2 separate regions of the Homo sapiens genome follow, and region 2 is linked to region 1. Evidence: chromatin contacts called from ENCODE Hi-C or POLR2A ChIA-PET data. All regions are on one chromosome and are shown on one strand. Each heading gives the region's core, a stretch centred on a gene start or an enhancer-like site at or near the end of the contact. The rest is flanking DNA. Distances are from core to core; before and after follow the strand shown.

Evidence for each region. Hi-C counts contacts between places; a loop is a spot of excess contacts on that map. ChIA-PET counts read pairs that join two places held with the same protein, here RNA polymerase II (POLR2A). Pooled maps may share reads with other maps.
Region 2: a map of gastrocnemius medialis shows a loop between it and region 1 (8-fold over the local background). The contact joins two enhancer-like sites. A Hi-C loop is called at or near these places in 11 of 168 maps with a recorded cell type or tissue (Calu3, K562, MCF 10A and 7 more), 6 of 37 single-sample maps with no recorded cell type and 18 of 50 pooled maps. POLR2A ChIA-PET finds 5 or more read pairs at or near these places in 3 of 52 experiments (GM10248, HEK293 and WTC11).

The regions. Positions count from the first base shown.
Region 1 is chr15:91,214,454-91,217,630 of GRCh38, reverse strand. All of the region lies in intron 1 of SV2B (synaptic vesicle glycoprotein 2B), which reads right to left. Among named protein-coding and RNA genes, the nearest start is that of SV2B, 120 kb to the right of the region's middle. Within about 2 kb of position 1,475, at least 2 of the 41 ENCODE cell types and tissues checked have a DNase peak (open chromatin) inside an H3K27ac peak, as active enhancers do; they include gastrocnemius medialis, where a contact is called at or near this core.
Region 2 is chr15:91,262,559-91,265,735 of GRCh38, reverse strand. All of the region lies in intron 6 of SV2B (synaptic vesicle glycoprotein 2B), which reads right to left. Among named protein-coding and RNA genes, the nearest start is that of SV2B, 160 kb to the right of the region's middle. Within about 2 kb of position 1,640, at least 14 of the 41 ENCODE cell types and tissues checked have a DNase peak (open chromatin) inside an H3K27ac peak, as active enhancers do; they include gastrocnemius medialis, where a contact is called at or near this core.

The sequences.
Region 1 (3,177 bases), core at 226-2,725:
AACATTTACAAGCTGATTAGCCATTTGTTTTGGCAGTTTGGTGGCTGTTTATTCTTTTTTATTATTATTATACTTTAAGTTCTAGGGTACATGTGCACAACATGCAGGTTTGTTACATATGTATACATGTGCCATGTTGGTGTGCTGCACCCATTAACTCGTCACTTACATTAGGTATATCTCCTAATGCTATCCCTTCCCCCTCCCCCCAAACGTTCAGAATTACTCCAAGAGGTCCCATAGCATTGCACACATATTTCTATTATCATATTATACTGGAATTATTGGTGTCTCTTTGTTTATGTGTTTCTCTCTGCCAGGAGATTGTGGGCAGGTCCAAGATAGATAAAGCACTGAATTTTACTTATCTTTGAATCACCAAAACCAAACAGTCTTGAACATAGAAGATTCTCAAAAAATGTTTGCTTAATGAACACAGTTAATAGTTATTCAGGGCCAGGCGCGGTGGCTCACACCTGGAATCCCAGCACTTTGGGATGCTGAGGCGGGCAGATCATCTGAGGTCAGGAGTTCAAGGCCAGCCTGGCCAACATGGCGAAACCCCATCCCCACTAATTAGCCGAGCGTGGTGGCACACACCTGTAATCCCAGCTATTCAGGATGCTGAGGCAGGAGAATCACTTGAACCTGGGAGGCAGAGGTTGCAGTGAGCTGAGATCGTGCCACTGTATTCCAGCCTGGGCAACAGAGCAAGGCTCGGTCTCAAAAAAAAAAAAAAAAAAAGGTAGTTATTCAGTGCCTTGCTGATGTTGAAAATGGCCCATGAGACAGAATGTCCCTGCCTTGAATAAATAGATGAACTGGTTTAATGCTATGCTTTACTTTTGTTAAAAAAAAAAAAATACAAGTTAAATTGCCAGGTACAGTGGCTAGCACTTTGGGAGGCCGAGGCGGGCAGATCACCTGAGGTTGGAAGTTCGAGACCAGCCTGACCAACATGGAGAAACCCCGTCTCTACTAAAAATAAAAATTAGCTGGGCGTGGTGGCACATGCCTGTAGTCTCAGCTACTCAGGAGGCTGAGGCAGGAGAATCACTTGAACCTGGGAGGTGGAGGTTGCCACGAGCCGAGATCACACCATTGCACTCCAGCCTGGGCAACACAGCAAGACTCCATCTCAAAAAACAAAAAAACAAAAAAAAAAGAAAAGAAAGAAAATGTACAAGTTAAATTAAAAGTTCAGTTCTTTGGACACACACAGAGCCATTTACTTTCTCACTTGCCTGTAGTCCTTCTATTTACATCCACAAGTTCCCAGCTAAGATTGCTGGGGGTGCAGTGGTTCTACCGACTGACTGCTTGAGTTACTTGTTATCAACTTTCTGACCATAAAATATGTTTTAACCACCTGTGATGCTTCCTGAAATACCCTGCTTGATGTTTCTGGGGTAGATTACATCAACCCGTGGGCTGAAAATACCAGGGCTTATTTGGCTGGCATGGGAGACAGTGTTCTTTGAGGCTTCCAACAATTGCTGCACTCGCCCCACTTACAACAGTGTTGGTTCATGAGTATTATATTAAAAATACTTCTTTCTTCTAAGCTGAATCATCCATCTATTTTCTATTTTGTTAAAACAGAAAGCTAGTTTTCAAGGTGGGAGAAACAATTGGTTATGAAATAAGAACCAAACCCTGCGAATTTTTTTGCTGGAGAAAAAAACAAATACTTTAAAGTAATACCAAATACTTCAAAGTAACATCAGACTTAGTCTGAATTTTCATAATGGTTTTTAGTTTTAAATACAAATGCAGAACAATAATTTATGGAGAAGTATGTTTATCAAAACATTATTTATTACATCAACCCTTGAAAACAAGCCATACGTCACATAACAAGGGTTAGGTAAATAAATATTAAGATATTTATACAGCTAAATCTTATGGGAATATAAGAAACATGTTTTTGAATGACTTTTTAAGAAAAAAAGAGAAAATGATGACACTATAATACCAGGTAAAAATGCTAGGTAGATCATGTATTTATGGTTATACTAATAGTATCCATAATATTATATGAATATGTATTTATACTATGCAAATATTTCTGGCAGGATGATCAGTTAAGATGTTAATGTTTGCCAATTCCCCCCTGAAAAGTGTATTTTCTCTCTCTCTCTGTTCCTCTGTGTTCCAAAACCTAGCCCGTATTTGTTTTCTAGTGTGATCCTTAAACCACCTGCAGGAGAGAATCACCTGGTGTTAGCTAAATGCAGACGCCTGGCTCCCATTCCAAAACTGCTAAAACAGAAGGAGGAGGGAAATCCACTTTATCTCCAAGCTCCCAGGGTAATTTTTGTGCTCACTCAAAGTCAAGAACCTCTGGCCTAAGTTCTTACCCCAGGAAACAGTTTCATTGTGATTCAAGTGCAAGGCCAAAGAAGACCTCACCCAAGCCTTCAGAGAGTTAATTAGCTCTTTGCAGGAGCTAAGCTGGTAGGGAAGGGGATGAGGGGCTGGTGCTTGGACTTGTGGAGATGCCCAACCACAAGGACAAAGACTCCTGGACGAAGGAATGTGAGCTCTCCAAGAGGAGACAGAACCTGTCCCTCCTGCAGGCAGCGCTCCGGATGTGGGATAGCTATGGGATGCCTGCGAAGGCCGTTTACCCTGCAGCCCTGGGGTCAGCAACAATGGTCCCAGCCTGCAGTACGACTGGTAAACAGAATCAAGAATCACTGAGCAGCGTCTCTTGTAGTTTATCCAAAACAGAACTGCCTGGCAGATGGCAGAAGGCTTGCTCCTGAAGGCAGCATTGAGGAGCAGAAAGAACGAGGAGAACCACTGTGGCTATAGCCATGGACTAAGGAGTCAAGCACACCCCCCACAACTGTTTGGGGAACACTTAAATAAGTGAGCCAGTGGAATGGGGAAGGAAGCCCTAACAAAGACCAATTATGGGCAGCTTGCCAATCCTACTTCGTTTTGATTTCATCGGGAAAACAATTGTTAATGATATTTCTTGCCATACAGTGGCTGTTGTAAAGCGAATTCTTGCCCACTGCATTTCTTTACAGATACCAGCTCTGCCATTCGCAAGTTCTGTGAATCAGAGCAGGTTTCTGAACCTTAAGCTTCAGTTTCTTCATGTGTGAAATGAGGATAATAAGGATTCCTATTCATTGCATTGTTATGAGAATTAAATGAGTTAACATT
Region 2 (3,177 bases), core at 391-2,890, 48 kb before region 1:
TATGCAGCCTTTGCAAATGATCTTCCGCCTGAGGTCAGACAGAGAAGCTTCAGAACTAACAAAGCAGGCTCTGCAGCTGAACTCTTGGCTGCAGCTGGGCTTCAAGCTATTCAGTACCTTCATGGATGTTATGACCCCCAGCTACAGATAAAGGAGGCTACAGGGGAAGTTAACATCAACTCAGGAAGCACCTTAAAAACCACACCCCAAAGCCTTAAGATATCCTCTCAAATGTCAGTTTTTCCTTTCTTTGCTCCTTGGGGAAAATAACAGTCTTCCTTTGGGATTAGGGAGTGAGTGTGTTGACAACTTGAAGCATAATTACTCACTCTAATTTACGATTCATTAGAACAATTGTCTATGATTCAGTCTAAATTAGAATATGGCCTGTGTTCCCCCAGCCCTGCAGATCGTGGGTTCTCAGCCGAATGCTTCAACTCCTTCTCCTTCCAAAGGTTTCACTGTGAGTTTGTGAGGCAGCCAACAGGGCTGGTAAAACCTAGAGCTCACGGCATGGGCATCAACTAAGAGTGTGACTGCCCTAAGCTCTCCCTCCAGGCCACTGAATACATCTATGAGCACGTCTGCTGATGGGACACGCACAGGAGTAAAACAGGTAACACCTTCAAGCTGGGCTGAGTACCCGCCCCTGACCGCCAACCACAGGCTGGCTCTCTAAGGTCAGTTACCACTTTCTGGTTGTCTCTCTTTTTTCATTTCTTTTTCTGGCCCATCCAGCCATTTACTTCTACATCATTAATATAATCATCAAGTCAGTATAGAATACTGAGCCCATAACCTTTTTAAGTCCTTCTTCCTGTTGGGTTAAAACTAAAAGCAGAAGTTATGCCTCAGAGCTTAGTAACTGGCACGCATGCTGGGATAAGACCAACTCCAACATTTTGTAACTCTCCGCACATTGATTTCTGCCTGCACATCCTTCCTCCGGGTGCACTCCCACCCCGAAAATGAGGAACTCTGATCCTGTTGTAAAAGGCTTTTGTGTCTGAAAATTGGCATTTTTATTTATTTCCTGGCTAAGATCTCATTCTTCAGCATTAGGCAGTTATATCTGTTAAAATAACTAAATGGGAGGCCACTCAACGGAGGTGGCTCTAATGCCCTGGGTTCCCACATCATCAAGCAGAAACCTAACTCAGAACTTTAAAGAAAATGAAACAAGCTCAGCCAATCCCAGTTGGCTGAGTGGACACTGGCTGTATTATCTTGAACTTCCCACTGGAATAATCCAAATGAGGCAATGGCCCAAACTCTAACCCAGCAAATGCTTTCTCTGCTCTGCTTCCATGTTCGACCTATAAAAGCCTCTCCCTCGTGCTCCTTAGGGAAAGCCCTGACCCACTTCCAGTGTGAGCTACCTGACTGATGAATCACTGTCTCCATAAATAAACTCTCTAAAATTTTAATGTGCCAGAGTTTCTCTCTTCACACAGTAGAATGCATCGTCAGGAGAGAATGTGGGATCACTTCTCCAAAAATGGGGCTCCCAGTGGGGCCTGTTTGGTTGGTGTAGAAGGAGTCCTTCCAGAAGCAACAGTTAGGAAACGCCTGGCTAAGCACCACTGCGTGGAACCTTCTGTACGAGACACCCTAGAGTAAGACGCAAGTGGGGAGGAGCTGACAGCGTGCCTGGGACAGGCAAGGGCAGACAGGCAGAACAGGGTGGGAAGGAATTATCCAGCAGGACTGCTCCTGGGACAGTCTGTGTGCATTTGAAATAAATCTGTTAATAACTGCTCGAGGCATGGGGAAATCCCAGAAAGACACTCTCAGATTTAAAACACTAGTAACCTACTGTGCATAAGCAAGGAGGAACTGTTTTATTCGAAAGGGAGAAGAATAGAGAGAAGGCAGAGGAAAGGAGGTGGAGAGACTGAAAGGGAGGAGGGGCACGGAGAAAGGAAGGAGAAGGCTGCACTCTGCGATGTAATTCCTCTGTTCACAAATGTTCGGGAAGTCCATTCAACCCAAACGCTTGGTATGGGTGATGTCTGTGTCTGTGTGTCTGTCTTAATGTGTGTCTGTGTGTGTGTCTCTGTGTGTCTGTGTGTGCCTGTGTCTGTGTGTTTGTCTTAATGTGCGTCTGTGTGTTTCTGTGTTTGTGTTCCTGTGTCTGCCTTAATATGTGTCTGTGTCTGTGTCTGTGTGTGTCTCTGTGTCTGTGTGTCTGTCTTAATGTGTGTCTGTGTGTCTCTGCATCTACATGTCTGTTTTAATGTGTATCTGTGTGTGTGTGTCCCTGTGTGTCCGTATGTTCCTGTGTCTGTGTGTCTGTCTTAATGTGTGTCTGTGTGTTTCTGTGTTTGTGTTCCTGTGTCTGTGTGTCTCTGCATCTGTGTCTGTCTTAATGTGTCTGTGTGTCTGTCTTCATGTGTGTCTGTATGTGTGCCTCTGTGTGTCCGTGTGTTCCTGTGTCTGTGTGTCTGTGTTCATGTGTGTCCATGTGTCTGTGTCCGTGTGTTCCTGTGTCTGTTTGTCTCTGTCTGTGTGTCTGTGTTCATGTGTGTCCATGTGTCTCTGTGTCTGTGTGTCTCTGTGTCTGTGTGTCTGTGTTCATGTGTGTCCGTGTGTCCCTGTGTCTGTGTGTCTCTGTATGTGTGCCTATGTCTATGTGTGTCTCCGTGTCTTTGTGGATGTGCTTGTGTATGCCCGTGTTTCAGGCCAGGTTGATGTAGTGCAAAAACCAATCCAGCCAATGTGGAGTCAGAGACTGGAGGCAGAGACAGAAGACCATGGAAACATCTTCCAGAAATAAGCAGCAGCTCGGAGAGAAGCTTAGACTTCCTCTGGCCATGGAACGAGGCAGCAGGGGCAGGGTGGCAGGACTGAGCCAAGTACACCCAGAAGCCTCACCAATGTGTGGCTTCCACACCCGCAGCACAGCGGGAGCACTACAGGCCATCACAGAGTCGGCGGGGATGGAAGATCGGGAGACTCACTGTGACCCTTAACATCTTTCATTTGGAGCATTTCTGTTCATCGTGCTTCTTAATAAATGTTTGCAGTACATGTTCTCCCTTATAAGTGGGAGCCAAATGATGAGAACTTGTGAACACAAAGAAGGGAACAACCAACACTGAGGTCTACTTGGGGGTGGAGGGTGGGAGGAGGAAGGGGGCAGAAGAGATAACTATTGGGTGCTGGGCTTAATACCTG